Linked DNA regions of Homo sapiens: region 2 is linked to region 1. A link is an interaction called in ENCODE POLR2A ChIA-PET data of the cell type or tissue named here. Cell type or tissue: CD4-positive, alpha-beta T cell. All regions are shown on one strand. Each heading gives the region's core, and the rest is flanking DNA. Links, peaks and the distances in the headings are about the cores only.

Evidence for each region. Peaks named below come from ENCODE experiments on the same cell type or tissue, not always from the same donor. Only the 100,000 strongest peaks of a DNase experiment are listed, where the experiment ranks them.
Region 2: POLR2A ChIA-PET joins it to region 1 with 5 read pairs; 2 of 35 experiments call an interaction of 5 or more read pairs at or near these places.

Annotation. Positions count from the first base shown.
Region 1 is chr4:40,235,474-40,243,044 of GRCh38, forward strand. RHOH (ras homolog family member H) reads left to right here. Exons shown (of 3, transcript NM_004310.5): 2 at 7,241-7,361. Among named protein-coding and RNA genes, the nearest start is that of RHOH, 42 kb to the left of the region's middle. RefSeq lists an enhancer at 2,694-3,685. In CD4-positive, alpha-beta T cell, for the core only: no CTCF peak of the experiment used is centred there; DNase peaks (open chromatin) are centred at 2,050, 2,778 and 3,568; H3K4me3 peaks cover 1,867 bases; H3K27ac peaks cover 4,612 bases.
Region 2 is chr4:39,677,658-39,685,228 of GRCh38, forward strand. No RefSeq gene overlaps it. Among named protein-coding and RNA genes, the nearest start is that of UBE2K, 17 kb to the right of the region's middle. In CD4-positive, alpha-beta T cell, for the core only: no CTCF peak of the experiment used is centred there; no DNase peak of the experiment used is centred there.

The DNA of each region.
Region 1 (7,571 bases), core at 1,488-6,487:
CAGCTACTCGGGAGGCTGAGGCAGGAGAATCACTTGAACCCAGGAGGTGGAGATTGCAGTGAGCTGAGATTGCGCCATTGCATTCCAGCCTGGGCAAAAAGAGCGAAACTTCATCTCAAAAAAAAAAAAAAAAAAGAAAAAAGAAAAAAAAAAAGCAAGAACTGGTTTATTTTCAGGAAGAGAATAGGAGTAGAGACCTGGTCTGAAGAGCTGGGTACAACCTAGGGCAGTAGCTCATGCCTGTAATCCCAGCACTTTGGGAGGCTGAGGCAAGAGGATTGCTTGAACCCAGGAGTTGGAGACCAGCTTGGGCAACATAGTGAGACCTTTGTTTATACAAAAATAAAAAATAAAAATAATTAGCTGGTCATAGTAGCACGCAACTGTAGTCCCAGCTCTTCAGGAATGTGAGGCAGGAGGATTGTTTGAACCCGGGAGGTCCAGGCTGCAGTGAGCTGTGATTGTGCCACTGCACTCCAGCCTGGCACACAGAGTAAGAGCCTGTCTTAAAGAAAAAAAAAAAAAGAAAAAAAAAAGGGGTGGCTAGGAAAAATGTCTTGAAACTGGGTCTGCATAGAAAACAACTTTGTTTGAGATGCCTTGGAGAAGGCTGATGGGAATTACAGTGTGTGTTGGTGACACTTGGAGCTGCCAATGCTTTGAAGTCAGACTCTAGTTGGGTCTAACTTTGCCTCTGCCATTCCTTGCTGTGTGACTGTGGCCAAGATTGCCAACCTCTTGAAGCCTCTGTGATTGTGACATGATAATCTCTAAAATACAGCATCTCTTGTTCACGATTATTTCCTCAGAACCTGTTACAGTGCCTGCCATACAGGACACCCTAAGTAAATGTCTTTTTTAAAGGACATGAATAAAACAATTAATAAATAATATGTGCAAAGTACTCAGTATAGTACTTGGAAGATGTTCAATAAATGTAAAATCAAGTCACAAAATGACCCATTGACCCAGTAATGCCACACTTGTGAATATACACATTCCCAAGAAAATCATCCCCCATAAAAGTAACTTACCGGCTGGCTGCGGTGGCTCATGCCTGTAATCCCAGCACTTTGGGAAGCTGAGGCAGGTGAATCACGAGGTCAGGAGATCGAGACCATCCTGGCCAACATGGTGAAACCCCATCTCAACTAAAAAAATACAAAAATTAGCTGGGCGTGGTGGTGTGCTCCCGTAGTCCCAAGCTACTTGGGAGGCTGAGGCAAAAGAATTGCTTGAACCCGGGAGGTGGAGGTTGCAGTGAGCCGAGATCGTGCCAGTGCAGTCCAGCCTGGCGACAGAGTGAGACTCCATTAAAAAAAAAAAAAGTAACTTACCTATACCTTACGTATATAAAGTTATATCTCTGCACATACACTTATGTACACATATATAGCTAATTATGGTGAAATACGGAACTAACCCAAAGACAGTGAGGAATAGGTGTGCAGTTAGGAATTGTCGAAACCGTGGAAATCTATTTAGCTGAAATCTAGCCAGTGTGTAGACAATGTTGAAATTTTAAAAAGCTTAAATCTGAAAAATATTTAGAAGATATATACAAGTGTCTATTTGTTAGATAGTGAAAACTAGTAAGGTTTTGGAGTGAAAAAGTTTAGAGATGGTTACACCTTTTTTTTCTAAAGTTGCTTAAGGTTTTTGGAATTGCTTCCCTTTCCCCACAAGAACAAAGCACTGGCCGGGTAAGGTGGCTCACGCCTGTAATCCCGGCACTTTGGGAGGCCGAGGTGGGTGGATCACCTGAGGTCAGGCGTTCAAGACCATCCTGGCCAACATGGCAAAACCCCTTCTCTACTAAAAAATACAAAAAAATAGCCGGTCATGGTGATGGATGCCTGTAGTCCCAGCTACTCAGGAGACTGAGGCAGGAGAATCACTTGAACCCGGGAGGTGGAGGCGGCAGTGAGCCAATATCGTGCCACTGCATACAAGCCTGGGGGACAGAGTGAGACTCCGTCTCAAAAAAAAAAAAAAAAGAACAAAGCACTCAGCCCCACTTCCCAGCTGGGGAGCCCCATGGCCTCATCCATCCTGAGAAAGGCCTGCTTTTGCTGTGATGTCCCTGCTAGGCTATGAAGGGGCTATTGAAGGTGCTGGCTAGAGATGGGTTGCTGAGGAGCATGGTGACTTCCTGGCCATTTAATTGTGTTAGATTCATGGTGGAATCAATTTTCTTAGTGAATGAATCAGCTGCTACCAGCACAGGTCCTTTGTCCAAAGCTCCTTGAGGAGGATGACATTTAGATGTATTCTCTGTAATTGATAGGCCATCCCCAACTGGCGATGGACTCATATTTTTAAAAAAAGACAGCTGAGGATTCCATCAGCATTTTGAAGTAAGCTACCTCCACCAAAGCCCAGCTAACTTCAAACCTGCAATAATAACAATCGGTTAATAATAGTCATAATTTCACTTTAGCTCTATATTATGATGTATTGTTCTAAAAAGACTTTCTCGCAAAACCAAGAAGAGAGCATTTCCAAATGTACAAAGTATTGTAAAAGTACAAACGGAAATTATTTCTGTATTGTTATCATTTCCACCTGATCCGTATGAGCTCACAGTGAAGAGGGCAGGGCAAATCTGATTCCATTTTACAACTGAGAAGACGAGCCATTTCATCAGAGTGGTGGTTTCCATGTCAAATGTACATAGAGGTATTTTGGGAACACAGCAGGGGGCATCTGATCTGGCGGGGGCATCTGATCTGGCGGGGGCATCTGATCTGGCAGCGGCTGGGGAGCACTGGTGGTCAAGGAAGGCTTTCCAGAAGGAGTGGGAGTTGGGGGCTGAGTGAAGAGCAGGTCTTTCCAGCCAATAGGATGGCACAGAGCGAGCCTGTGGAGGGCGTCAGGTGGAGAATTGGTGTCTGTTAGCATGGCCGTTAGAATTGAGGCCAAAAGGAAACCAGGATTTCCTACTGAACAGCCCTCAGTTCTCCGGAGGAGGAAATGGGTTAGGATGTCTCTTCCCCTAATCCCTCACTTGTGTCTATCTTGGTCTCTTTGCCAGAGTGGGCAGAAGGGCCCAACTCTGTTGCTTTTGCAACGTGAAGCCTCCCTTCCCTCCTCTGTCTCTGTGCGTGTGAACCCTGGAGGCCTGTTGAGGGACCCTTTTCTATGAAAATGGTAGAAAGAGGAAAAAGGGCAAGAGCATCAAATTATGGAGACCCCGGAGGCTCTGGAGGTGAAGGCTCATTAATTCTATCTGATTCAAAGCCTGAGAAGAACGGCCTGGAGGGCCACTCAGTGTCATCACCCATGACGCTCTCGTAACTCTTCCGTACGAAGAGACATACTTGGGCCACTCTTGCCAGTTAGCCACTTGGGAAATACCACGGAAGACTCACTTTTTTTCACCCAGAAGCCCTTTTAGGGAGAATTTCTTTAGGAGAAATTCCGCTGAATTCAAGCCCATCAGACTCACATGCTGATGATGTAACCCGCGGCAGCTCACTCCTGGACACATGTGACCCATTCTGAAGATTATCTGTCATGTCCTTATAGGGTATGGCTCTGCCTTGGACTGCAGCTCCTCCCCTACCTCCCCTCCTCCCACAGCTCCATATTTAGGCATCTGCCAAGGCTCCTCCCCTCCTCAAGGCTTATCATCCATCTTTACTGCCGCACAATGATGCGGTGGTTTGTTTTCGTATTCACTGCAGCAGGTAATAAATGTTCCTACTTTGGCTTCAGTTTTAATAAAACTATCAGAAACTGCTTTACAGTTTGGGAAACTGAGGCCCTGAAAGCTGACTTGATGGGCCACTTGGGGTCAGAACTGGCTGGCACATGAGGGTCACTTGATTGAACAGAGACTTTTTCTCCTTTCTGACTCTCTAGGTAGCAAAGCTTAGACAGGAGTCTCTCTCTTTCTTTCTCTTTTTGTAGCCATGTCTGGGTATGAGACACACAGAACACCCTTTGCTGGAGAAACCTCTTTTGTGCTACTTTAAATTCCCTACTTAGAGTTAATAACTGTTTATCATTATATTTAGTAATTGTTATTTGAGAATGTTATTAATAGGGACTACTTACTGTGTGTTTACTATGTACATACAATGTGTTTATATTATGCACCTGCTAAGAATTTTGCACTCTAGGCCAGGCACAGTGGCTCACGCCTGTAATCCCAGCACTTTGGGAGGCCAAGGTGGGCAGATCACTTGAGCCCAGGAGTTTGAGAGCAGTCTGGCCAACATGGTGAAACCCCATCTCCACTAAAAATACAAAAATTAGCCAGGCGTGGTGGTGGTGCCTGTAATCCCAGCTACTCGGGAGGTTGAGGCAGGAGAATCACTTGAACCCGGGAGTTGGAGGTTGCAGTGAGCTGAGATCACACCACTGCACTCCAGCCTGAGCAACAGAGCGAGACTCCGTCTCAAGAAAAAAAAAAAAAGAATTTTGCACTCTCAGCTCTAAGCACACTTAATACTCTCAACAACCTGTGATACAGATATAATATTATTACATTGATTTTACAGAGGAGGAAACTGAGGCTTAAGGAGGTTAAGAAAATCTTCCAAGTTCGTCACATAGGTAGTCGGTTGGGCAGCTCAGATTCAATGCCAGGTCCACCTGACTTTAAAGCCCATGACCTTAACAATTATGCCTTATTAATTTCCTTTTGCAGATATTCACTCAGGAAATTTGGCTTTAGCTCAGTCAGTTTATTGGAAAGTTTATTTAAATAACCAAAAGGGCTGAGTGTGGTGACTCATGCCTGTAATTCCAACACTTTGGGAGGCTGAGGCGAGAAGATCACTTGAGCCCAGGAGTTCGGGACCAGCCTCAGCAACATAGTGAGACCTTGTCTCTACACAAACTAAACAAAATTAGCTGATCTTGGTGGTGAGTGCTCATAGTCCTAGCTACTTGGGAGGCTGAGGTGGGAAGATCACTTGGGAGGTGGAGGCTGCAGTGAACCACCATTGTACTCTGTCTCCAGCATGGGAGATAGAGCAAGACTCTGTCTCAAAAAATAAATAAAGGTGGCCAGTGGCTGTGTGTGGTGACTCACGCCTGTAATCCCAGCACTTTGGGAGGCCAAGGCGGGTGGATCATTTGAGGTCAGGAGTTCAAGACCAACCTTGGCAACATGGTGAAACCCTGTCTGTACTAAAAATACAAAAATTAGCTGGGTATGATAGTGCATGCCTGTAGTCCCAGCTGCTCGGGAGGCTGAGGCATGAGAATTGCTTAAACCCAGGAGGCAGAGGTTGCAGTGAGCCGAGATCGAGCCACTGCACTCCAGCCTGGGCAACAGAGCAAAACTCCATTTCAAAAAAATAAAATTAAAATAAATAAATAAATAAATGTCCGAAGCATGTACATTTTTCCTAATTCTGGCCCTGCTACACTGGGGTCAAATAAAACTTAAGGCCAGGTGCAGTAGCTCATGCCTGTAATCCCAGCACTTTGGGAGGCTGAGGTGGGAGGACTGCTTGAGCTCAGGAGTTTGAGACCAGCCTGAACAATATAATGAGACCCCCACTCTATTTATAAAAAATAAGATAATTAAATTAAATTAAAAAAATAAAACATAGAAATGTCTTAAGAGGTCTTGGCTCTGGACTAAGTCACAAATGCATATATTTAAGTTGCCTCTTGGTCTAAGGATCTAAAGTTTAACGGAAGCCTATGGAGCCCTCAAGGAGTCCTTCCTCAAAGGTCTAGTCTCAAATGGGGTCCATGACCACGGTGTGTGACAGTAACCTGGTGTGAGTCTGGAGAAAGAGTCCAGGTAAACATTTGGCAAAGTGGTCCCTCCGCTATGGACATTCAGGATTTGGCATTTCAGATAGTAGTGAAATGGATAACTCGATGGCTTCCTATAATTCCCAGATGCCAGGTTTTGTGCTAAATCAGACTCTCCACATTCTGAATCCTTACAGTGATCACATGAGGAAAGTCCTTTTCTTATTTTCATTTTTATGAGAAAACCAAGGTTCAGAGAGGTTAAGTAATTTGGCCAAGGTCACCTGGCTTACATGTGTTTAAAAACATGAATATGTATCATGTGAATTATTTATATGGCTAACTCATTTGCAAAAGCTATTAGGTATAATTAAACAACAGGGACAGTGGGTTGACGAGGATAAAAATGTCTTGGCAGCCGGACGCGGTGGCTCACACCTGTAATCCCAACACTTTGGGAGGCTGAGGCAGGAGGATCCCTGAGGCCAGGAGTTCATGACCAGCCTGGGCAACATAGTGAGACTGTGTCTCTACAAAAAAAGCAATAAATTAGCCCGGTGTGGTGGCACACACATGTAGTCCCAGCTACTCGGGAGGCTGAGGTGGGAGGATCTCTTGAGCCCAGGAGGTCCAGGCTGCAGTGAGCTGTGATGACACCACTGCACTCCAGTCTGGGCGACAGAGCGAGATCCTGTCTCAGAAAAAAGAAAAAGAAAAAATAAATGTTTTGGAAAGGAATGCCAGGATTTAGAGAAGTGACTTAAAAATTATGTTTAAATCAGACGTGTAGGTTTGCTTTGTATTGCCCTGCATGACACATGTCAGGAAGATCGCCAGGGAGGGGAGGTTACAAGCCCAGGTTGCAGGAATAACCTTTACTCTGAATTTTGGTCTGAAAGACTTTTCCTTCGTCTGGAGCTGGGCTGGCCTTGTGATATTGTGCCACAGCAGACACGACACTGTCTCCAAGGCGGAGCTCATTGCCTGGGGCTTTCCCACTGCACTGAATGAGAATTTATTTGGCCTTTAATGAAATTCAGATTGTCCCATTTATGCAGTCCTCTGTTTAAGTGACAGGCACTGAATATGGTTGCTTTCAAGCAAGTTATTTTGTTTAACCAGGGGCCTAGCGGAGTTCGGGATACACAGATGGCCACCAAAAATGTTAAAAGAAAGAAATAACTTAATCCTCACAGCATCTCTGAGAAGTGGTTCCTAAATTTATCACAATCTTGCAGATGTGTAAGCTGAGGTGTGGAGTTCAAGCAGCGTGCTCAAAGCCATGTGTAGGTGACAGTGCCTGATTTCAGATGCAGATAACTCTAAGGCCAGTCTGTTGCATCTCTTACCAGTTTTTGGAAAAACCTCAAGGGAAAAACCACAGCAAATTTTTAGAGTTCTAGTAATTTCTTTTCCCCTATTACAACACATATTCCCATAAACCAAGGACTGTGTGATTAGTCAATAAACAAAAAGAAATGCATATAGTATCTGTCGCTCATAACGTTCTTGTTTCTTGCAGTTTCCAACATGGCTAGATCCATCAGAAACTGAAGCCGTGGAGAACGCTCTCGGGGCCTTTGCCACTTCTTGGAGTAGAAGCCGACAGAGAGCTGTTTGGAAACTTCTCCTTCACACACCAGGTTGCTACTGAGGTCTATTTCATGTTGCAGTCAGAGCAGTTGCTTGTGTTTTTTAGTGCTTGAGTGATTTTACAGATAAAGTCAGCTTCTGCTTCTTGACCGGGAGGCATTTGTGTGTGTGTGTGTGTGTGTGTGTGTGTGTGTGTGTGTGTGTGTGTGTGTTGGGGGAAGACAGATCTAAGCTCTCCCTGTGAGGGGAAGAGTGGATTG
Region 2 (7,571 bases), core at 856-5,855, 560 kb before region 1:
CAGTGTTGCTCTGTCACCCAGGCTGGAGTACAGTGGTGCAATCTCAGCTCACTGCCACCTCCGCTGCCTGGGTTTAAGTGATCCTCTCTTCTCAGTCTCCCAAGTAGCTGGGATTACAGGCACAAACCACCATGCCCAGCTAATTTTTGTATTTTTAGTAGAGACAGGATTTCACCATGTTGCTCAGGCTAGTCTCGAACTCCTGAGCTCAAGTGATCTGCCCACCTCGACCTCCCAAAGTGCTGGGATTACAATTTTTAACTTTATAATAACTATAGATTCATGGGAGGTTGCGAGGTTCCATGTGCCCTTCACCCAGTTTCCCCCAGTGGTTACCTCTCACATAAATACAGTACAATATCAAAACAAGGAATTTGACATTGTTGCAATGCGTGTGCATAGTTCTATGTCATTTTATCACATATGTAGATTTGTGTAACCACCACTACAATCAAGTCACTAGTTCTGAGATTTTACCTTACCTCCCTTTACATCCCTTTACCCTCCCTCATTTATGATTTAATTGTCTTAAGTATTTCCTCTATGTACATCGAGAACCACATTAGAAAGGGTTATTATTTTTGCTTCAACTGCCAAACATAACTTAGAAAATGCAAGAGAAGGAAAGTCTATTGTATTTACCTACAGTTTTCTTCTTTCCATGTTTTATCTTCCTTCCTGATGTTCCAAGATGTTCTCTTTTACTATTTCCTTTTTGTCTAGAGAACTTCTTTTTTTTTTGAGACGGAGTTTCGCTCTTGTTGCCCAGGCTGGAGTGCAATGGGGCGATCATTGGCCATTCTTTCAGGGTAGGTCTACTAGTGACAAATTTTTAGTTTTCCTTTATCTGAGAATGTCTTAATTTGCCTTCATATCTAAGGATATTGTCTCTGGATATAAAATTCTAGATTGACAGTTATTTTCTCTTAGTAATTCAAAAGTGTTGTGCCATCTTCCTTCTGGCCTCTGGTTTCTGATGAGAAATTTGCTGTTATTCCAGTTGTTTCTCCCACTGGGAGGTAATGTTTCATTTCTCTCTGACTGCTTTCAAGATGTCTCTTTGTCTTCAGTTTTCAGAAGTTTAACCATGGCGTGCCTTGCATGGATTTCTTTGAGTTTATCCAGTTTTCAGTTCAGTCAGCTTTAATTTGTAGGTTTATGGTTTGTTTGCCAAATTTGGACATTTTCAGTTATTATTTCTTCAAATACTTGTTTAGCGCTGCTTTCTTCCTCTTTTTATGAGACTTTTATGAGATGAAGTTTAGATTTTTTTGTTACAGTTCCACAGGTCCCCAAGTTTCTGTTAATTAACAAAAACCCATTTTTTCTCAGTTGTTTAGACTAGGTAATTTCAACTGCTCTGTCATCAAGTTCACTGATTCTTTCTTCTCTCCATTCTTTCTGTTGAGCCCACCCATTAAGATTTTTATTTGTGTTTTTGTTTTGTTTTGTTTTGTTTTGTTTTGAGATGGAGTCTCCCTCTGTTGCCCAGGTTGGAGTGCAGTGACACGATTTTGGCTGGCTGCAAACTCTGCCTCCAAGATTCAAGCCATTCTCCTGCCTCAGCCTCCCAAGTAGCTGGGATTACAGGCACCAGCCACCACACCTGGCTAATTTTTTTGGTAGAGACAGGGTTTCACCATTTTGGGCAGGCTGGTCTCAAGCTCCTGGCCTCAAGTGATCCACCCGCCTCGGCCTCCCAAAGTGCTGTGATTACAGGCATGAGCCACTGCATCCGGCCTCATTTTTTTAGTTCTAAATTCCCACTTGGTTCTCTTTTATATACTCTATTTCTTTTCTAAGATTTCCTATTTCTTTGCTAAGACTTTCTATTTTTTCATTTGCATTAAGCATGCTCATAATTGCTTGTTGGAGTATTTTTATGATGCCTACTTTAAAATCCTTGCCAAATGATTTAACATCTGTGACATGTTGGTGTTGGCATCTATTAATTGTCTTTTTCTCATTCATTTTGAAATCTTCTTGGGTTTTGATGAGTGACTTTTTAATTGAGACCTGGGTATTTGGAGTAGATCTTATTTATTTAATTAAATCTCATGTTGGGATCAGCCCTACCTCTGACACAGGGTGGGTTAAGGTGGGTGGAAGAATGTCCCTTCTTCCGCTCACAGTATCAACAGAGGAGAACCAGGTGAAAGTCCCGGTTCTCCTCTGTTGATACTATGGGTGGAAGAGGGACATTTCATTAGAGTGCTGGCTCCCCACATGGTCTCCACTGAGACAGTAAGGATATGTGTGGCCTTGTTACCAGTGAGAGATGGGGAAAGGACCTAGTGGTCCTGACTTTCCACTAGGCTTCCTCTGACATCACTTACAAGGAAGAAGGGTGACGGGTGTGGATGGAAGTCCAGGCTCCCTGTGTGGTCTCCACTGACACCATGGGGCATTCAATATTCTTTACCACCAGGCAGAGATGAAAGTCAATTTCCATTTGACTTTCTCTAACACTACCCTACAGGAGAGCTGGGCTGACACATCACAGCTTGGAAAGAATAGAAGTCTAGGCTCTCCAGTGGGCTTTTGCTGCTAATCATGTAGGTGGCCACAGTTTGGGTTTTTTTGTTTTTCTGTTTGTTTTGTTTTGTTTTGTTTTGTTTTCTTCTGTTATGCTTTACTAGAGTAGAGCATCTATTATCTAAAGCAGTGGTGTCCAACCTTTTGGCTTTCCTGGGCCACATTGGAAGAAAAAGAATTGTCTTGGGCCACACATAAAATACAATAACACTAATGATAGCTGATGAGCTTAAAAAAAAAAAAAAGAGGAGCCGGGCGCAGTGGCTCAGGCCTGTAATCCCAGCACTTTGGGAGGCTGAGGCAGGTGGATCACCTGAGGTTAGGAGTTCAAGACAAGTCTGGCCAACAAGGCGAAACCCCGTCTCTACTAAAAGTACACAAATTAGCCAGGCGTGATGGTGGGTGCCTGTAATCCCAGCTACTTGAGAGGCTGAGGAAGGAGAATCACTTGAACCAGGGAGGCAGAGGTTGCAGTAAGCCGAGATCGCACCACTGCACTCCAGCCTGGGCAACAAGAGAGAAACTCCGTCTCAAAAAAAAAAAAAAAAAAAAAAGAATTGCATAAAAATATCATAGTATTTTTAAGAAAGTTTACAAATTTGTGTTGGGCCACATTCAAAGCTGTCCTGGCCTGCATGTGGCCTGTGGGCTATGGGTTGGACAAGCTTGATCTAAAGGTTTTCTGTCTTGCTAGGCCACTCCTTTCCTGATCATTTGGCCCTTGGTTAGAGACAGCAGACTTAGCCAGATGCAGTGGCTCACGCCTGTAATCCTAACACTTTGGGAGGCCGAGGTGGGTGGATCCCTTGAGCCCAGGAGTTTGAGACCAGCCATAGGCAACATAGCAAAACCCAGTCTCTACAAAAAATACAAAAATTAGCTGAGCATGGTGGCATGCACCTGTGGTCCCAGCTACTCGGGAGGCTGAGATAGGGAAGAGGAGTTCAAGGCTGAAGTGAGCTATGATTGTGCCACTGCACTCCAGCCTGCATGACAGAGTGAGACCCTGTCTCAAAAAAAAAAAAAAAAAAGAGAGGGGAGGGCGGGGCTTGTGCAGGCTTTTCTTATGCCTTCTTTTTTGTCTGTGGCCATTGCTGTTTCTAGGTTGCTTGCTTTTTCAGTGTCTAGTCTGGGATATATGCAGTAAAAGAAAACCCAGGGAACTCAGTACCATGTTGTTCTTTGGGTATCAAGGTCTCTAGCTGGTCTGCTTTCTCTGCTAGACTTTTAAGTGTCTTCTTATATTTTGTTTTATATTCAATGTCCAAGGATCTTAGTTGCAACTAATAGAAGAAATAGGGAAAAGTGCATCTATTCAATTTCTTCCTAGAAGGAGAAGTCTATGTTAATTTTATTTATTTATTTGTTTTTATTTTTATTTTTATTTTTTTGAGACGGAGTTTTTCTCTTGTCCCCCAGGCTGGAGTGCAATGGCACGATCTTGGCTCACTGTAACCTCCGCCTTCTGGGTTCAAGCGATTCTCGTGCCTCAGCCTCTGAGCAGTTGGGATCACAAGCACCCACCACCACACCCAGCTAATTTTTGTATTTTTAGTAGAGACAGGGTTTCACCATGTTGGCCAAGCTGGTCTCGAACTCCTGACCTCAGGTGATCCATCTGCCTCGGCCTCCCAAAGTGTGTGAGCCACTGCGCCCGGCCTATGTTAACTTTTAAAATCCTCCTAATAATCCTATGTAGTAATCACTATTAGACCCATTTCAGATAGGGGAACTCAAGTATAGAGAAGTTAACTTATTTGCCCAAGATCACACAGCTAGTAAGTAGGGAGATAAGATTCAAACTGAGGCAATCTGGTGTCAGAGCCCATGGTCATGACTACCACATGGGCTTTTGATAGCCTTTCATTTATTTATCACTTTATACTCTCAAAGTACCATCACATTTAATTTCATTCATTATTAACCCTATCATATCAAATACTTACTGAGCACTCATTATGAAGAACTTTGTATTAGGTATCAGGATACAACAATGAAAAGACTTGGTTCCTGATTATAAAATGCTTACAGCCTAGTAAAGGGTACAGAAATATAAATAAATAACTGCAACAGAACATGATGAGTACTACAGTAGAGATATGTGGCAGATGTTGTGGCCACATGAAAGAGGATGTAACTTTGTTTGGAGAAGTCAGGCAAGTTTCACAGATTATTTTTATTTATTTATTTCGAGACAGGGTGTCACTCTGTTGCCCTGCCTGGAGTGCAATGGTGAGATCACAGCTCTCTGCAGCCTTGAACTCCTAAGTTCAAGCTATCCTCCCACCTCAACCTTCTGAGAGGCTAGGACTACAACCGTGCACCCCCATGCCCAGCTAATTTTTCTAAAAAAATTTTTGTAGAGACGCAATCTCACTATGTTGCCCAGGCTACAGATGACTAATTTGGATCTTGAAAGAAGGATAGGCTTTCAACAAGGGGATGAAAGGGAGAAAGAATTCCAGGCAGAGAGAACAGCATAAGCAATGGTATGGAAGCATGAAAATAGCATCTCTGGTAATGTCTGGTAAGCAGTAAATACAATGACATAGCCATTGTTCAAGGTGCACGTTGTAGGGTGGAAGATATTGTTGGCTTGCCCAAATTATCCTAACACTGCTTATTAAACAATTCATTATTTATCTACCAAATTTAAATCCCACATTTATCACATATTAAAACTTTATTAGTGGTGTCTCTGTCTGTTCTGGCTATATTGTCTGGTTTGATTCTTTTTTTTTTTTCTTTTTTTTTTTGGAAACAGTCTTGCTCTGTCGCCTAGGTTGGAGTACAGTGGTGCGATCTCAGCTCACTGCAATGTCCGCCTCCTGAGTTCAAGCAATTCTCCTGTCTCAGCCTCCTGAGTAGCTGGGACTACAGGCCTGTGCTACCACACCCGGCTAATTTTTTTTTTTTGTATTTACTTTAGTAGAGATGGGGTTTCACCATGTTGGCCAGGCCGATCTTGAACTCCTGACTTCAGGTGATCCCCCTGCCTCAGCCTCCCAAAGTGCTGGGATTACAGGCGTGAGCCACTGCGCCCAGCCCTGGTTTGATTAACAGCTTTAAAGTATACTTTGATATCTAATAGTGTGTTTCTTTTTTCTTCTTTTTTTTTAGAGATAGGGTCTCACTTTGTTGGCCAGGTTGATCTTCAACTCCTGGCCTCAAGCAATCCTCCTGCCTTAGCCACCCAAAGTGCTGGGGTTACAGGAGTGAGCCACGGTGCCTAGCCCTTTTTTCTTTCTTTTTTTTTCTTTTTTTGAGATGGAGTCTTGCTCTGTTGCCCAGGCTGGAGTGCAGTGGCACAATCTCAGCTCACTGCAAGCTCTGTCTCCCGAGTTCATGCCATTCTTCTGCCTCAGCCTCCCGAGTAGCTGGGACTACAGGCACCTGCCACCACGCCCGGCTAATTTTTTTGTATTTTTGGTAGAGACGGGGTTTCACCGTGTTAGCCAGGATGGTCTGGATCTCCTTGACCTTGTGATCCACCCGCTTCAGCCTCCCAAAGTGCTGGGATTACAGGCGTGAGCCACCCCGCCTGGCCCACCCATTTTTCTTTTTTAAAGACAGGATCTCTCTCTGTCGCAGGCTGGAGTGCGGTGGTACAATCACGTTCACTGCAATCTCAACCTCCTGGGCTCAAGCAATCCTCCCACCTCATCCTCCTGAATGGCTGGGACTATAGGAGCATGCCACCATGCCCGGCTAATTTTTTGTATTTTTTGTAGAGGTGGGATTTTGTTATATTGCCCAGACTGGTCTCAAACTGCTAGTCTCAAGTGATCCATGCACCTTAGCCTTTCAAAGTGCTGGGATTACAGGTGTGAACCACTGGGTATGAAATTTGTACATTATTTGAGAGAGATGTGAAAATCTTTAAAAATTTGGGTCTTCCGATAGGGAAATGTGCCTTTTATTTTTTCAAGGCTTCTCAGTAAAGTTTCATGTTTTTTTTAATGTATGTACTGCAAAATGATAATGTTTATTGTGAGATAATTATTTAAGTTTTATTTATGTATTATTTTTTAGAGACAAGATCTTGCTCTATTGCCCAGGTTGAGTGCAGTGGCACTATCATAGCTCATTGCAGCCTTGAACTCCTAGCCTCAAGCCATCCTCCTACCTCAGCCTCCTCAGTAGCTAGGAATTCAGGCGTGTGCCACCACACCTGACTGATTTTTTAATTTTTAATTTTTCGTGTGTGTAAGGATGGGGTCTTGCTGTGTTGCCCAGGCTGGTCTTGAACTCCTGGGCTCAAGCAATCCTCATGCCTTGGCCTCCCAAAGTATTGGGATTACAGGTGTGAGCCACAGCACCCAGCTTTTAGTTTTCTTTTGCGAAGACATAATTATTTTTTGTTTTGTTTTGTTTTGTTTGGAGATGGAGTCTGACTCTGTCTCCCAGGCTGTAGTGCAGTGGCGCAATCTCTGCTCACCGCAACCTTTGCCTCCAGGGTTCAAGAGATTCTCCTGCCTCAGCCTCCCGAGTAGCTGGGACTACAGGCGCCCGCCACCACGCGGGACTAATTTTTTATATTTTTAGTAGAGACGGGGTTTCACTGTGTTAGCCAGGATAGTTTCGATCTCCTGACCTCATGATCCGCCCACCTCGGCCTCCCAAAGTGCTGGGATTACAGACGAAGACATAATTGTTAAACTGATTTTTAAAATTATCATACAGATACAGAGTCAATCCTATTTCGGAATGCCGAAATAGGATTGCTACATTAGATACAAAACTGATCAGTGTTCTTTTTTTTTTTTTTTTTTTTTTTTGAGTTGGAGTCTCGCTCTGTCGCCCAGGCTGGAGTGCAGTGGCGCAATCTCGGCTCATTGCAAGCTCCGCCTCCTGGGTTCACGCCATTCTCCTGCCTCAGCTTCCCGAGTAGCTGGGACTACAGGCGCCCGCCACCACGCCCGGCTAATTTTTTGTATTTTTAGTAGAGACGGGGTTTCACGTGTTAGCCAGAATGGTCTCATATCCTGACCTCGTGATCCGGCCGCCTCGGCCTCCCAAAGTGCTGGGATCACAGG